2 separate regions of the Homo sapiens genome follow, and region 2 is linked to region 1. The links are chromatin loops, found by intact Hi-C in ENCODE. Cell type or tissue: GM12878. All regions are shown on one strand. Links, peaks and the distances in the headings refer to the core of each region. The heading gives the core; the rest is flanking DNA.

What was found. A loop is a pair of places that touch in the nucleus more often than their neighbours do. Peaks named below come from ENCODE experiments on the same cell type or tissue, not always from the same donor. Only the 100,000 strongest peaks of a DNase experiment are listed, where the experiment ranks them.
Region 2: it touches region 1 in a loop (2.1-fold over the local background); 1 of 110 quality-filtered maps calls a loop at or near these places.

What each region holds. Positions count from the first base shown.
Region 1 is chr4:115,952,346-115,960,656 of GRCh38, reverse strand. No RefSeq gene overlaps it. Among named protein-coding and RNA genes, the nearest start is that of MIR1973, 340 kb to the left of the region's middle. RefSeq lists an enhancer at 4,214-4,463. In GM12878, for the core only: no CTCF peak of the experiment used is centred there; DNase peaks (open chromatin) are centred at 4,086 and 4,494; H3K4me3 peaks cover 926 bases; H3K27ac peaks cover 2,995 bases.
Region 2 is chr4:115,269,804-115,278,114 of GRCh38, reverse strand. No RefSeq gene overlaps it. Among named protein-coding and RNA genes, the nearest start is that of NDST4, 160 kb to the right of the region's middle. In GM12878, for the core only: no CTCF peak of the experiment used is centred there; no DNase peak of the experiment used is centred there.

The DNA.
Region 1 (8,311 bases), core at 1,480-6,479:
TTGTTACCTTTGTATCAAAACTTTTTATCCTGTTAAAATGGGTTGGGTTATACTTGATCTAGTAAAATATGTGTATTTTATAAATACAGCTTACAAGCAAACATTATGTACCATTTTGTGGGAAAACATGTATAATTATATAAATTTCTTTTAAATGAAGGTGTTGATACCCAATTTACAAAGTATTAAGGACATTTGTTTTTGAACATTGAAAGATATTAATATCCATATATACCTTAAACTATTTCTATGATTCATGCTATTTTATTTTAATAACTATTTTGCCTAAATAATTCAATTGCTAAACTTTGAATTTGTCCAATATTTAGATTGCTTGGAGAATTTTATTTATAAAGATAATATTGATGTATAGAGGTTATTATGTTTTGAAAACATTTAGGTAATACAACCAAATGACAGGATCATGACTTTCTTTTCTTTTCTTTTCTTTTTTTTTTTGAGACAGAGTTTTGCTCTTGTTGCCCAGGCTGGAGTGCAGTGGTGTGATTTCGGCTCACCACAACCTCCACTTCCCAGGTTCAAGCAATTCTCCTGCCTCACCCTCCCGAGTAGCTGGGATTACAGGCAGGTGCCACCATGCCTGGCTAATTATGACTTTCTTTTCTACAGGGAGAATAAATAATATTCAAGTTGTCTTTCACTTTCAAATAGCCTGCTTTAAAACTTAAAAGTATAGCCACATTTTAAAAAAGTAAAACTTTTAAAATGTACACAACTAAATTCTGAATTATTATAGTGTGATTGAAGAATATTGAATGATGTAATATAATAAAGTATAAAACAAGTATGATTTACCATACTTGTTTTGGTAATAAACATTTTTATATAAAATTGATACAATCAATTCATTTATATATGCTGAAATATTAAAGTCATGATCTTTTTATGAGCCTTCATATTTTAATATTTTGGCAGTAGTGATTTTAAAATAAAGAACATATTTACACAAAATTTTGTTTAGTCTGTAAAATGTAAAGTAAATCAATAAATGTGTCTTTTTTTACAATGTTAAGATGATCAGTCTGTTGTTTTATTAAGATATAATTGACCACATGTGGTAGCTCAAGCCTGTAATCCCATTATTTTGGGAGACTGAGGTGGGTGGATCACGAGGTCAGGTGTTCAAGACCAGCCTGGCCAACATTGTGAAACTCCATCTCTATTAAAAATACAAAAAAATTAGCTAGGCGTGGTGGCGCGTGCCTGTAATCCTAGCTACTTAGGAGGCTGAGGCAGGAGAATTGCTTGAACTCAGGAGGTGAAGGTTGCGGTGAGCCGAGATCGCACCACTGCACTGCAGCCTGGGTGAAATAGCGAGACTCCATCTCAAAAAAAAAAATAAAAATAAAAAATAAAAAATAAAAAAAGATATGATTATATTTTTTCAAATCTTAGGCAATAAAGTTAATCTTGATATATCCCATGATGATTTTAAACTAAGCAAATTTATTTGCAGCAGCAAAATTAATTTCGTAGGTGAATAAACTGAATACTTCCAGTATAAGCCTTCATAGATCAGTTAAGTGGAAAGTAAACAGGAAACACCCATCTATTTGAAAAAAAGCATTGGCAATCGTGATGTTTGGCATAGACTGTATGACAGAGAAAAACAGTAGTTTCAGAAAACATTTATGAAATTTTTAATGACAACATGTTTTTCAATCATTAGTTACAGTTTGATTTATAATCTACAAAGACAGAAATCACTTGCTTTATTTTGTGTCTCCCATAAAGCATCTATTTTTCCCTCACATAAATGTAATATACATTTATCTACTCTCCCCTTTCCTTTTGCACCAGGAAGGACAAGGATTTCTATCTTTGCTATATAAGAAAAAGGAACTCTTTTGAAGGAACGTTTTTAATTTCGTCACAAAAGGTGTAAAAACAAAAAAAAAAAAAAGTGAAGGGAAGTTAGCTTAACTAATTTATACTAAACTATGTAAAGTGATTCCTAGAGTATTGACATAGACAAGATATCGCAAACAGCATACTTCAGATTTTTAAAAAAATATTCTATAGTGAAAAAAATAGCTCCTTACTGAAGTTCAACTATTAAAAATATGATACAATGTATATGTTTCCTAAATAAATTCACTAAGTATAAAATGATATAGTATAGAAATAAATTATTTTTTGAATAACCCAGGTTTCAGTAAAAAAATTCTTCTGACTTCATCACAAGAATATGAACATATTTCTTCAAATATTTATAATATTAAAAAACAAACAGTAGAGTAGGAGAGTGGGATTTCATTTGAAACTTGGGTATAGAATATTCATTAGAAAATGACTTATTAACAAAAGAACAACATACATCAGGTTTAACCAATAATTTGTGTAGCTGACTGAATTCAGTATATACACAATATATTTTAAATGATTTGTATAAGCATAAATTATTTTTGAAAAAATAGAATTGAATTTCTCACCTCCATTTCAGAATTTCTATTTAAAATTTAATTGGTATGTATTTTGTTACATACATTGTTTTTAAATGCATTTAAAATGTTTGTTAAATACATGTCTTCAAAAATGGGTATGTAAGTACATAAACTTATACTTGTTAAGAAAGAAAATTCTACAAACTACAGAATACTGTATGTGACTTCAGGTTTTTTAAAAAACCTGAAGCAAGAAGAGATTAGGGGCCTATTTTTAGCATCCTTAAAAGAAATTCCAAAAATATTCTATATGCCACCAAACTAAGCTTCATAAGCAAAGGAGAAATAACAGATTTTCCATAGAAGCAAGCACTAGGGAACTTTTTGCCACTATACTAGCCTTACAAGAGACCCTCAAGGGAATTGTAAACATGAGGAAAAAAGAATAATACTTGCTCCCAGAAAAATACCCTTAAATACATAGCCCACACACCTTGTAAGGCAGACAAACAATAGAGATGACAAAGTAACAAGTTAACAATTTCACAATAGGATCAAAACCTCAAATATCAATGTTAACCTTGAATGGTAATGATTGAAATGCCCCCAGTTAAAAGGCACTGAGTCGCAAGTTGGATAAACAACAGGACCCAGCTGTCCTTATCTCCAAGAGCTCCATCTTACATGCAATGACACCCATAGGCTCAAATAAAAGGTTGGAGAAATATCTATTATGCAAACAGAAAGCAATAAAGGGCCAGAGTCACTATTCTGATATCAGATGAAACATACTTTAAACCAACAGCAGTAACCAGAGACAAAGAGGGTCATTACATAATGATAAAGAGTTCAATTCAATAGGAAGACTTAACTATCTTAAATATATATGCATCCAACAACGGAGCACCATCATTCATAAAATAAGCACAACTAGACCTAAGAAATGAAATAGATAGCTGCATAATAATAATGCAGGTCTTCAACAACCCACTTACAACATTAGACAGATCATCAGGGCAGAAAACTAACAAATTCTAGACTTAAACTGAACACTTGACCAATTGGACTTAATATGCAGCTACAGAATACTGTGCCCATCAACCACAGAATATACATTCTTCTCATCTGCACATAGAACATACTCTGTTATCTACCACATGCTTGCCCATAAAGCAAGTCTCAATAAATTCAAAAACACTGAAATGATACCAACCATACTCTCAGACTTCAGTGGAATAAAAATAGAAATTAGTACCAAGAAGAACCCTCAAACCACATCAATAAATGGAAATTAAACAAATTGCTCCTGAATAACTTTTGGGTAAACAAAGAGAGTAGGGCAGAAATTAAAATAAATAAATAAATAAAAACACAGATACAATATATCAAAATCTCAAGGATGTAGCAAAAGCAGTGTTAGGAGCAAAGTTTATAGCACTAAATGCCTACATCAAAAAGATAGAAATATACCAAATCAATGATCTAACCTGAAACCTAGAGGAACTAGAAAAACAAAAACAAACTAATACCAAAGTTAGCAGAAGGAAAGAAATAACTATATTCAGAGCAGAGTTGAACAAAATTGAGACACATATATTCATACCAAAGATTAATGAAACCAAAAGTTGGCACTTTGAAAGGATAAACAAGATCAACAGACTGCCAGCTAGATTATCAAACGAGAGAAGATGCAACTAAGCACAATCAGTAATGGCAAAGGTGACATTGTAGCAGGACAAGCCCCAGACAAAACCTCTCAGACACCGAGTTGTAGAAGGAAGGGCTTTATTCAGCTGGGAGCATCAGCAAGCTACTGCCTTAAAATCCGAGCTCCCCGAGTGCACAATTTCTGTCCCTTTTAAGGGCTCACAACACTAAAGATTTTACATGAAAGGGTTGTGACTGAGCAATCTAGGGGATACGTGACAGGGGTTTCATGCACTGGTAGTCAGAGTGAAACAGAACAGAGCAGGGAGTTTCCCAATGTTCTTCCATACAATGCCTGAAATCTATGGGTAACATGGGGTTCTAAGTCATGAGTTGATTTTTAACTACTAGGTTTAGGCCAGGCAGGCCCAGGCCTGGTTTTGGGCCTGGAACCGGGCTGCTTGTCTTTGATTTCACTTCCTTATTTTTTTCTTAAAACAGGTACTGAGCATAAAACAATATAAAACAATATGAGAGAGTCTTTCTCTTCCCTCATTTTCCCCCTTTGAGACTCTCACTTTTTATTAGAGAGAGTTCTCACTTTTATTTTTGCTACTTATATCTTTTTGTGCAATAGATTGATAGTGATTTATATAGTACACTTGCACTGAAGCATTTTGGTGAACTAAGGTAGTGATGAAGCCTTTTATCATTTGAAGAAGTACAGGTAGCAAACAAGGGAGCAGTAAGCAGGTTTTTATTACTATTATAACTTTTATTATAAGAATTTTAAATCTTCCTAGTGCTGGAAACCATCTTCTAACATGGCTTCAGGGTTGAATCCATGCTACACTTGTACTGGCACATGTGCCAGTTTTGTCATATTTTTAACTATGTCTTTAACTACTTGCCTTTGATTATCCATGTGTAGACAATAATTAGTAAGGTTAAATTTCTTATAGACTTTTCTTTTAGCTGCTAGTAAGTAGTGGAGAGCCAATCTATTTTGATAGATAGCATTTCTTATCTGAGTTTTTTTTTTTTTTTGCCAGGCCAGAATAGTCAAGGCTTGACTGGTTTTATTAGTGATGATTTTTAAAAGAGCTTGCAACCGTATCATTCGGTTGAGCATGTAAATGGGGGTCCAGTATCCCCATGATCCGTCTTGTGTCTAAGTGGCAGGCCTATAGTAACGTATAATTTTTTTAGGGGGTCATTCATCATTTTTCCAATTAGCTATGGCTATGCTTCGTTTTCCACGGGAAGCATAGACAGGGAAACCCAGGAGTTTGCCTGTTTTTATGGGCAGTAGGAAGAAAGATGGCTTAATAGTGCCAACAACACAACTAAATGTCCACTGGTCAGGCAGCTTTGTGTAGGCTCTATGTCTACATATCCAGTATAACCCGGTGGGGGCAGTCCAGTCCCAGTGGAATTCTGGGTGGGCCCAGACAGTCTGCAATGTTGGAAATTTACTGAATGGATCTCTTTCTGTGTAATTGGAACTCCACCATGTAATTGTTTTTTTGCAGTACCATTATATAGTTTTTGCCCCAGACAACTAAGTCATCCTACAGAACGAGTGAATTCTTTTCTTTTTTTAGCTATGCAATATTGTTCAATAATTGAGACTTTTAGAAACTAAGATGATCAGGGTGATTCTTTTGGGCCGGGAATTCATCAGGAACTGGGTCTGTAGGCACTAATTCTCAGGCTTCTTATGGCCATTGATCTCTTATTACAGTTTTTCCACAAACATAACATGAAGTGACAGTTAGAGACTGGGCTACATGCTCGGCTAATTGCAAAAACAAATTTCTGTTTTTTCCTGGAGTCTCTGGTACTGGCACATATAGTTTATCATAGAAAGTCTGAAATGCTGGTTCTGGAGAGCATCTTTGAACCTCCCCTTTTATTAAGATGTTTACGCTAAGATTTAGTCCTTTTCCATCAATGCCCAATGATACGTATTTTTCTTTATTTCATTTTGGGTCTGAGGGGTTTGTGATTACCAATTGTAAAGGGTTGCAGCTCCCACTCATACAGGAGGGGCTGTCTTTTCCTTTCCGGAGCCAAAGAGGATCTTTTTTTATCTTTTTTCTGAGTAGTCCAAATAACACAAGACCAGTATTGACACATCTCACATAAATATGATTCTTGACAGGTATACTTATTTTTTACTGTGTAACTTTTTTCCAATCTAGAGAACTGCACTCTATTCCTTGCTGATTACTATGAATAGCAGCACAAGCATCAAATTTTAAGGTTACATGTTTGGGGACCCCTCTTTTTTCTCTTCCAGCTATTACTTTACTTGTGTCACCTAGAAAAGGACCAGTCCTTAGTCTTACTTCAACGACTGTGATCATGGGAGGTTCAGAGGGGTCATAGCACACATTGGGCTGGTCACTTCCTGGATTACATACTTTGTACTGAGTGTTATTATACAAACAGTTTCCTTTTGGAGTTCCTAGGCATTCATAATAACTATAAAATAATAGGACTGTAGCAATCTTTTGTCCTACCTCAGTGACTTGATGTATATACTGGGAATAGCCCTCAGTCTGAGGAAGGTCAGTTGAAGTCCTTACTGAACAAGTCCAAATTTTAAGGAAAATGAGTCCCGCGATGAGTTTCCTCATGCTTCAGCCATGCGTGGACCAGTCAGCTTCTGGGTGTGACCGGAGCAGTGTTTGCCATCTTCTTCAGATCACTTTGCAGGGGTTGGCGAAGCTGCTGCCATCCACATACAGCTCCCAGTCTACCATCTAAGGGTGGTCTCAGAGGTTGGGCCTACTAGAATAAACTGAGTCCAACACCTCTAAACAGTTATGTTTAACTGGGCTCTCTGATACCAGGAGTGAGGTGGCGGGGTTAGGGTGTTGCAAACTTCAAAGGTTACGCGGGGATTTTCACAGAGCAAGCTTTGGTATCTAGTTAGTCTAGCATTTATTAGCTAATGATGTCCTTTGGTATTTATTAAAGTCACCACAGCATGGGGGGACTTTATGTTTAGGTTTTGCCTAAGAGTTAGCTTATCTGCTTCTTGTGCTAACAGGGCCATTGCTGCCAGGGCCCTTGGACATGGGGGCCAGCCTTTGGAAACCCTGTCTAGTTGTTTTGAGAGATAGGCCACTGGCCTTGGCCAGGGCCCTACAGTCTGGGTTAAAACTCCAACTGCCATTTTTTTTTTCCTGGTTGATGAAATGCCAGGGTGAAAGGGATAGCCAAATGGACTACAGCACAAGTGCCACTCCAGTTATTCAGCAGAGTGCCCAGTAAAGGTCCACCACAATACCACCACACATCTGCTCGGGGATGAGCAAGGGCTGACTGATTGATAAGCTCTTGAAAATTCTTAAGCTTACTGCATACTTTCAGGTCTCCAAGGAGTGCTAAGTCTCCTCCCTGACGTGAGAGACACAAAGTGAACTTAGTGTTGAGAGACAGAAGCTGGATAGCCCTCGGGGACTGACCTGCAGGGACTTCAGGATATAGCAGAGAGAGCTTGGCATGACTTACTACTCCAGGCTGTAGAATCCTGGAAAAGAGCTACCATGCAGCCCATGCCTGGTCGACTGGAGGACCACCTTAGTAGAAGGGAGACAATCAGGGCCCCTGGCCTGCCATGTGCACAAGCATAACAATTGCTTTTGTTTAACGTGCAGATGGAATATTTAATCCATTTCAACCAGGCATTTGCATCTTGGTATGCTGTCTTAATTGCCAAAGTTTGTTTTAAGTCTTTAACCTTTATGATCCTCAGTAAAATGAATGTTTCCTTTAGCACCTATTTTTATTAGTTTTTAGATCAAAGAAAGCTAAACACCATTTTATATTTAATAATATTGCTTGTATGATTTTTATACCAGATAAACTAAATTTTACCTTTATATTAGTGTGTTATTAATGTTAAACTTAATTTTAATAAAACCTTGTAGACATATTTATTGAATTTTTCATGTTTGACTATAAGTTAAGATTTTATAGACTCTTTTTAACCTTTTATACTTTTTGTTAAAGAGCAGGTTGATGCTTTAAGAAAAATCTGTTGCATTTTTACTTTAATGTCCAGTTCACAGAAAAACTGGATGATACCTTTTTAACTTTAGCTAATATGTTTACACATGGAATTTTCTTTACAATTAATGTTTTAAAACTTGCTTAAACTTTTAAAACAATAATTCTTTTAACCTTTTAATGTAAGTAAAAATCCACATTCTTATGTTTCCTTATAATCTTTTTACCAAAGGTATATT
Region 2 (8,311 bases), core at 1,037-6,036, 680 kb after region 1:
TGTGTTTTTTATTTTTATTTGTCTTGAGTTTTTTTTTTTCAACTTTTCTTTTGATGTCTTTTTTGATTCATGGTTGTCCAAGAGTGTGTTGTTCGATATCTACTTATTTGTAAATTTTCCTGTGTTTCTTATGTTAGTCATTTCTATTTTTATTTTATTATGGTCAGAAAATATATGTAGTGTAGTTTCAGTCTTCTTAAATTTTTTGTGACATTTTTGTGAACTAAAATGTGACCTATCCTCATGAAATATTCATGAATTTGAGAAGAATGTGTATTTTACTGCTATTTGGATGAAATCTTCTGTATATAGGTCTATTAGGTCCATTGGTCTATAGTTTTATTCAACTTCTCTGTTTCTTTATTGATCTTCTGTCTTGATGTTCTTTCCAGTATTGAAAGTGGGATAAGTCTGCTACCACAGTGTACTACAATAGAAGTCAGTAACTGCATGCTGTTTGTTCCCCCTTTCAATTCTGTGCATGTTTGCTTTGTAGGTGCTCTGATGTTGAGTGCATATACATCTACAATTGTTACATCTTTCCAGTGAATTGACAATTTTATCCTTATATAATGTACTGGTTTGTCTCGTGATAATTTTTTTACTTAAAGTTTATTTTGTCTGATATAAGTACTGAATAGCCAACCCTACAATGTTTGGTTATGAGTTGCATGGAAAATTTTTTTTCCACCCCTTCACTTTCAACGTATACATATCCTTAAATCTAAAATGAGTGTCCTGAAGCTAGGAGGTGTTTGGGTCTTGTAAATTTTTTCATTCTGCCAATCTATGTCTGGCCAATGTTATTGGTGTGAGCAATAAACTCCTTTGTTTCTGATTTCTGATCCAGTAGTCTTTTATTTTCTTTTTTTTTTTTTTTTTTTTTTTTTTGAGACGGAGTCTCGCTCTGTCGCCCAGGCTGGAGTGCAGTGGCGGGATCTCGGCTCACTGCAAGCTCCGCCTCCCGGGTTCACGCCATTCTCCTGCCTCAGCCTCCCAAGTAGCTGGGACTACAGGCGCCCGCCACTACGCCCGGCTAATTTTTTGTATTTTTAGTAGAGACGGGGTTTCACCGTTTTAGCCGGGATGGTCTCGATCTCCTGACCTCGTGATCCGCCCGCCTCGGCCTCCCAAAGTGCTGGGATTACAGGCGTGAGTCTTTTATTTTCTACCAAAATAAAATCTCTTTGACACGTCATAGTTCTTATCAGGAAAGTGATATTCTATTTTATTTTTTAAATATAATATTGAAAAATTTAATACTCAAAAAAAAGGAATGTGCTTAAAATACATACTCAACAACTTCGCCAAATTTTGAAGGTCTTTTATAAGAAGACAACATCTCAGCACACATCGGACGAAAATATGAGTATAACAAAAGAGAACCTTCTTATAACTGAACAATATAGTAAGAAAAACTGAGAGAGAGAACAAAGACCTTTGTTTTTGCAACACTGGCAAAGGGATAGCTCTAAATCCATGCCAAATGAAATATTTAACATTCATATCAAGTTTTTAATGGTGATTTTTTTCTTTAACTAATTACATATTAGGTGTATAACATATAATTTACATACTTTGCTATAATTATATAATAAACTTAGTATGTGTTAAATAAAATATGCATACTTCTATACATTAAATTATATAATATAAATGTGTATATGCATATATACACATACATGTAATGTCATGTGATAATCTCAATTCTGTTATTCAAATAGGTATTTCTATTATATCTTTTATTACATCCCAAGATTAAGAATTTTTACAATATGCTCCAAGTTTCACTGGAGGCCAGTATGGTTCAAATATCTCTTTTTGAGCACATTTTAGTCAAGATTCTGGTGCACTGAGTAGGTGAAACATTTAAGTAATACTTTTTACAAATGGAAAACTTTGTCCTATTGTGATGTTCAACATATTTCAATACCATGAAAAGGCGACTACAGACAACTAACAACCAATATATATCCATGTTATTCATGCTAAGTATTATCACAGTAATTACTATTTTAACAACTTTCCAACTTCTCAGAGTTTATTTGTTATTTGCAGTGGAGTTCAATGACAGTTGATCTTTGGGAAACTCTACTTCATAGTGTCATTCAAAGATCAAGCCTTCTCTTTTTTATACGTCTTCCTTAGAAAATTGGAATCATTCACTAGATCCTCTGCATCTTGCCAGCAAGCGAGGAAGGCAAGATAATTTGGCACATTATGCCAGAAATTTTACAGGCAATCAGGCTTGGAAGTGGTGTCTATCACTTAAACTGACATTGCTTTGGCCACAGCTCTGTCACATGTCTCCAAGTGACAGCTTGAGAAAAGTCTAGCAGAGTGCCAAAGAGGAAGAGAACACAGCTATTGTCCAACAATTGGCCAATCTCTGCAGGTTCTTGGAAAGCAGAGAGCAGAAAAATAGAAAATATTATGGTAATAAATATGACAAGAAATTATAGTCTCATTTATGCTACCACTTGCCCCAACATTTTTTATTAGATTTTCTGAAGTTATTCCTCCTTTGATGACATTTTAATATCCTATTTCTCATTTCTTTCTCTTACAGATTCCACAGAACATATAGAATGGATCTTAAAATTGAACCTACTCATTTGTCAGAGTCTAATGCACTTAAAAAAGCAATTTGAGCCTTCTCTCATTCACTCTGGTTCATAGATTACTCTGTGGTTTAGTGAGATAGATCAGAATCTAAGTTAGAACAAAATAATACAAGGTAAATAATGGATAATTGTTTTAAAATCTGTGATTCATTGTGTTTATAATATCAAGTTTATACAAAATGTATGTATGGAAACCAGCAGGTTATTTATAGTGACAAAAACAAAACCCTTAGAGTAATTCCACAAAGAAGCTTATTCTTATTTTTTGTTTGTTTTGTTCAAAAGCTACAACCAGCTCTTATATTAAAGTCATGTGAAAGCCAAAGGAGTTCCATATATATTTATGCATTCATTTTCAAAATATATTCATTTTTGATTAAATTTTAGAAAGAAATTGTTTGAAACACTGTATAATGAGAAGTATAGTAACAGCTATCACATATGCAAAGTGATTTAAAAATCAGTAGTCTGTGGTTTTATTTTGACTTATTAATGAGGAAAACAAATTATTTTATATTTGAAATAATATACTTCTAGAAAAGTGATTTTAAAACTGCTTTACTTCTTTTACATTTATTTGTAATAGAAAGTATAGTCATTATATGAAAAATAAATTTTAGTGAAATTTGTGCTTCACATCATTTATTTTATGTAACAATGTGAATTTTAAAAGTAGCAGTTTGACAGACATATGGGGAAAGTATTTATGTAGGACAGTAAATGTAGGAGACAGGAAATCTATAAGTAAGAGCAAAACAGGAAGTGGTAATTTATATAACACTGTGCAAAACCACTAAGTGTCAACAGACTTTTAAAGAGTGGGCAATTAACATGCAAAAGGTAATTTAAAGATTTTTTTCATGCTTTCTTCTCTGATTATAAAATTCCATTGTTTTAATAGTGAATAAATATATTTGTTGCACATAAGACAAAAAAGCTAAAATATTTTTATTATTGTTATTTTACAGGAACACTGACTTACATTAATAGCAACTTCAAATTGTCTATGGTCCATTGGAAGTCATTGCTTGTGGGACTCATTTATAGTCAGAAAAAATTAAACTTATCAGGTCTGATTTATAGAAAACCAGATAACTGGACTTATCTCAAAAATATAAACTATAGCAAGCAGTTGGTATTAAGGTTGAATACTGGATTCTTGAAAAAAGTTACACTTATTAATTTTATTTTTATATTAAAACTATGGAACTATGTCTTTGGATATTATTACCATGTGTATCATAATAAATATTTATTTGTTTTTATAACTCTGCCTAAAAAAGATACATAGTAAAGATCAATTCTCATATTCATACCAAAAGTAAGTACAAGGTTGGTTGGTTGGTTGGTTGGTTTTCAAGAAATAAGTTACTGAATTAAAAAGAGAAAGATACTCCTGTAAATGATTATGTATGTAAAAAATACTTTGTATTGACCAAGAGGTCCTTAATGTTCCTCTCAGCTTGAATAAAGTTTACACAGGTTTCTTCCTCATTATAATCCCCTGATCTTCCTTAGAGATTTACTTTGGAAAACTTGTAATTGTAAATTCGTCCTCTACTTATTTGAAAGATAGGGCTTTTATCTCTCAGTCTTTATGGGAGCGTAAGAACCACCTTTGATAAGCCCCGATTAGCAAACACAGATGGCCTATTCATATTGACCATTGGTATCCCTGATGTCCTCCTGTACTTTTCCATTAGCTCAACCATCCTTTAAATATCTTCCCATCTTTCATTTCAGCAGAATTAAATTAAACTCTCTCGCAGTCTTTATTCACATTACAATAGTCTCTAATAAAGTCTTCTTTGGCTGTTTAACTCTGGCTGGTGCAGCTTTTCTTTGATAGTTCATGTAATATCCTAAAGAATAGTTAAATATTAATTTATTATTCTCAGATGTCCTTCTCGTTATTTTATCTTCCAGGATTAAAATATTCCAGCTCACCTCTCCAACAGTTCTTTTCTTAAAACATAATAATTTGAGAAAAATAAAAAATAGATAACAACCTGTTGTTTGTTTTAAACCTACTCTAAAATATCATTGGGTAACATAAGTTGCCTTTGTATGTATTTTTGAGAATCTCGTGCTACAAAAACTATCTACTAAAGCCTCGCTTTTAGCTCTTTACAAATAGATCTTTACTAAAGATCTCTAAGGAATGTTAAAACTATGTATTAATAGCAGAAAAGCCATGCAAATGCAAGAAAGCCAGAAAAGCAAAATGGTACATGCAAATATTGACTTCCATTAATACAAATTTCTTTGACTCTGTCCCTTTCACTCTCTTTCTCTCTCTCTCTCTGTATGTGTGTGTGTGTGTGTGTGTGTGTGACAGAGAGAGAGACAGAGAGAGTCAAACGAATTTAAATGGAAGCCAATATTTTCGTGTACCTCTTTACAACAAAAGGTGCATATCTAGTTTTACAATGCAAAGAAATAAATGGATGCAAAATAGACATAGTACTTCAGTAGTAAAATTTTTCTTAGTAATAAAAGTGTCTTTAGGCAATGAAGAAGAGATGGAACTTTACATAGTATCAGTAAGTAAATACCAAGGTGGGATAAAGTATAAGTGGCATGGTTGATTATTTAAAATAGAGATAAAACCAACAATATCTGAAGAACTATCCAGCATGCAATTTACTGGCGAGAATCCTGGAGCCACCTGACAGGACAAATGTAGCTGAGTCATTTTTTCCAGTTTTACATAAACTTTCATTTTGAACAAATCTAAGCAAGTTTCTTCCTACCCTATACTTTTCACATTTTTAGAAACACATGAGAAAGTAATATATGCTGTGAGGTACAAAAGTAAGGAAAAGTAAAGGTTTTAGTATATTAAGCATCGACTTTGTTTAAATATAAATTATTTTCAGGAGAAAATAAAATAAAGTAAAATAACAATAAAGTCAGTGGCTACTAAATTAGAAAATACTGAAATAGTTTTAACTCTTTGTATAGAGTGAGTATTTCTTCAGCTTTTCAAATGGTAACAGTCATAGTTCATTGTACTGAGCCACTAAGCATTGATTGCCAAGTGTTAAACTGACTAAAGTGCCGTTTCAAGATGAGAGTAAAAAGGCAGAGAATGAGTATGCTACTAACAGTTGTTCTCTGGGGCAAACATCATTCTAAGCAAATTCATCCTAAGTCAGAAAAATTGTGCAACCAGCAACAGGAAAACCAGCAAGGAAACACACATATCAAGACACAGGGCTCCAACATTGTAGGGTAAAGGGAACAAATGAACTATGTCTATTAATAGCAGCATGGGTGGATCTCACAAGCATAATATTGAGACAAAAAAGCCAAACACAAAAGAGTACATCTTGCTCTAAACAGGTATGCAGCCACACTTCCCGCAAAAACAGGTACAAAAATGTTCTTAGCAGCATAATATACAAGAATCAAAATCCAGAAACCAAATGTTCATCAACATTAGAATGGATAAACAAATTGTGCTATATCCTTGTAATGAAATACTGCACAATCATGAGAATGGACAAACTACTGCTAGGTTCAACATCACTGAATCTAAAATCATAATGTCAAGTGAAAGAACCCAGAGTTAAAAGATAATATACTGCATGATTCCATTTATACTAGTTCCAACAGAGTGGAATTATTCTATCATGCAAAAAATCAGGACAGTGGTTAATTTTGTCAGAGAGTGACTTAAAGGGATGCAGAGGGAACTCTGGAGTGCTAATATTGCTCTCCTTGATCTATGTACTCGTTACATGCATGGAATTACTTTATGAAAATTTGTTGATTTCTTTTCATTTTTTTTTGGTTTTAAGTTTACTTAAGAAAGTTAACCTTAAATATGTAACAACCTTCTCTTTTTAGTATAATCTTTTAACTTGTAAAGACATGTCTTTTTACAAAGCCAAATATATGTAAACAAGTATGTTTACAAATTCAAAATTATTCAACCTGGACAATATTAGTGGTGTAAGAAATATTATTCCTCATTTGTCCTCTGTAATATTTTAAGTTGAAGAAAAAATATATGCAGACAAATCAATGGTTAGAATATTTGTCGTACAATTCATCAGAAACATAAGAATTTTTAAGGTCATTCCATTAGTAGCATATCTATATTTGAATAAAATTATTGAATTTTAAAAATCCTATTTATTTACTATTTATCTTGTACTTTAGAGTGTAATAAGCATTTTACAAATATTATCTAATTTTTCTTCAGAACATCTCTAAGTCACATATCTAAGTAAGTGTTGGAGCACAGATGGCAATTACATTGTGTCTGATCCTAAATCCAATGCTGTCTGTGTACTAGACTACAAATTCCTGGAGAGTGTGTTTGCCTCTTAATACCTTGTCTGAATCTAATATTTACTTAGTTTAGAGCAGATAGTATGTCTCTTCTAAAAGCCTGCTAAAAAAATGAATGTGTTAAGTGATGAAGAATTTGATAAATTTGGAGAAATTATTTTACATGATGATATAAAATTCTAAGAGCTCTGATGTTTCTAAATGCAAGGGTTTTAATGGGCTTGGATGAGAAATAATTGACCTATCAGAAGTTGCATCATCAATTACTAAATAATAAACCTATAAAGGGTGGAAGTTTACAAAGACTCTGCTTAGGAAGAATGTTGAGAACTCCAGTCAATAAACATTAGAGTAGTTGAATTTTCACTTCATAAAGCATTAGTAGTCTCCAAAGTTATACATAATGTTCCTTTCTATTGAGCCCACTGAGAAATGCAACACCATTGAAAAATGTATTCTCTCTCTCCCCCTCCATCTCTCTTTTACACACACACACACACACACACCCACACACACACACGAGAGAGAGAGGTATAGTTCACTTAAAATGGTAGGTGCAAATATTGACTTGCATTCATACAAATTTCTTTGACTCTGTCCCTTTGTCTCTCTCTCTCTCTCTCTCTCCCCGCTTTCTGAGAGAGAGAGAGAAAGAGAGAGACAGAGAGAATCAAAGGAATTTGAATGGAAGCTAATATGCTCATGTACGTCTTTACAACAAAAGGTGCATATCTAGTTTTACAATGCAAATAAAAAAAGGGTGCAAATCACACACAAAAAGGGTACCCCTTAAACCTTTTATTTTACTTAGATAATAAAGCAAGTTATTCATCAATCGTTTTCTGAAAACAGATTGCTTTAAAGATGTAAGTAACTGTATAACTGCACTTCTAGGAGCATAGACCATAAATTTTGCATTTAAAAATATGTACTCTCAAAACCTTTCATAAAAGCATTTGTGAGAAAACAATGTAGAAACTATATCAGTTATTTGCATTTAAAAATTAGCTAAAATTTCTGAGGCAATTAATGAGTAATGGTGGATAAGATGCAGTGTCTTGAGACATCATTTTCTTACCAATCAAAGTACAGTTCAGCTATTCAACTTCACCAGCATCATGAATACCAGGATATCTTGACCACCAGCTGTCAGGTTATTCCATCTGCACTGACAGCATCAGGCTTCAAGGTAATAGATTTTGAATATGTTCTTGAGGTGAACTTCATTTTGCAGAATCTGTGTTCCGTATTTTTGAATCTGCAAGAGTAATTTTGACACAATCCTTCAAGACTGAACATCTCTCTACATATATGAAATGAACAGTAAACGTTCTGAGTTCCTTTGCTTTTTCTAAAATATATAAAACAACATATAATTGGAATCTATA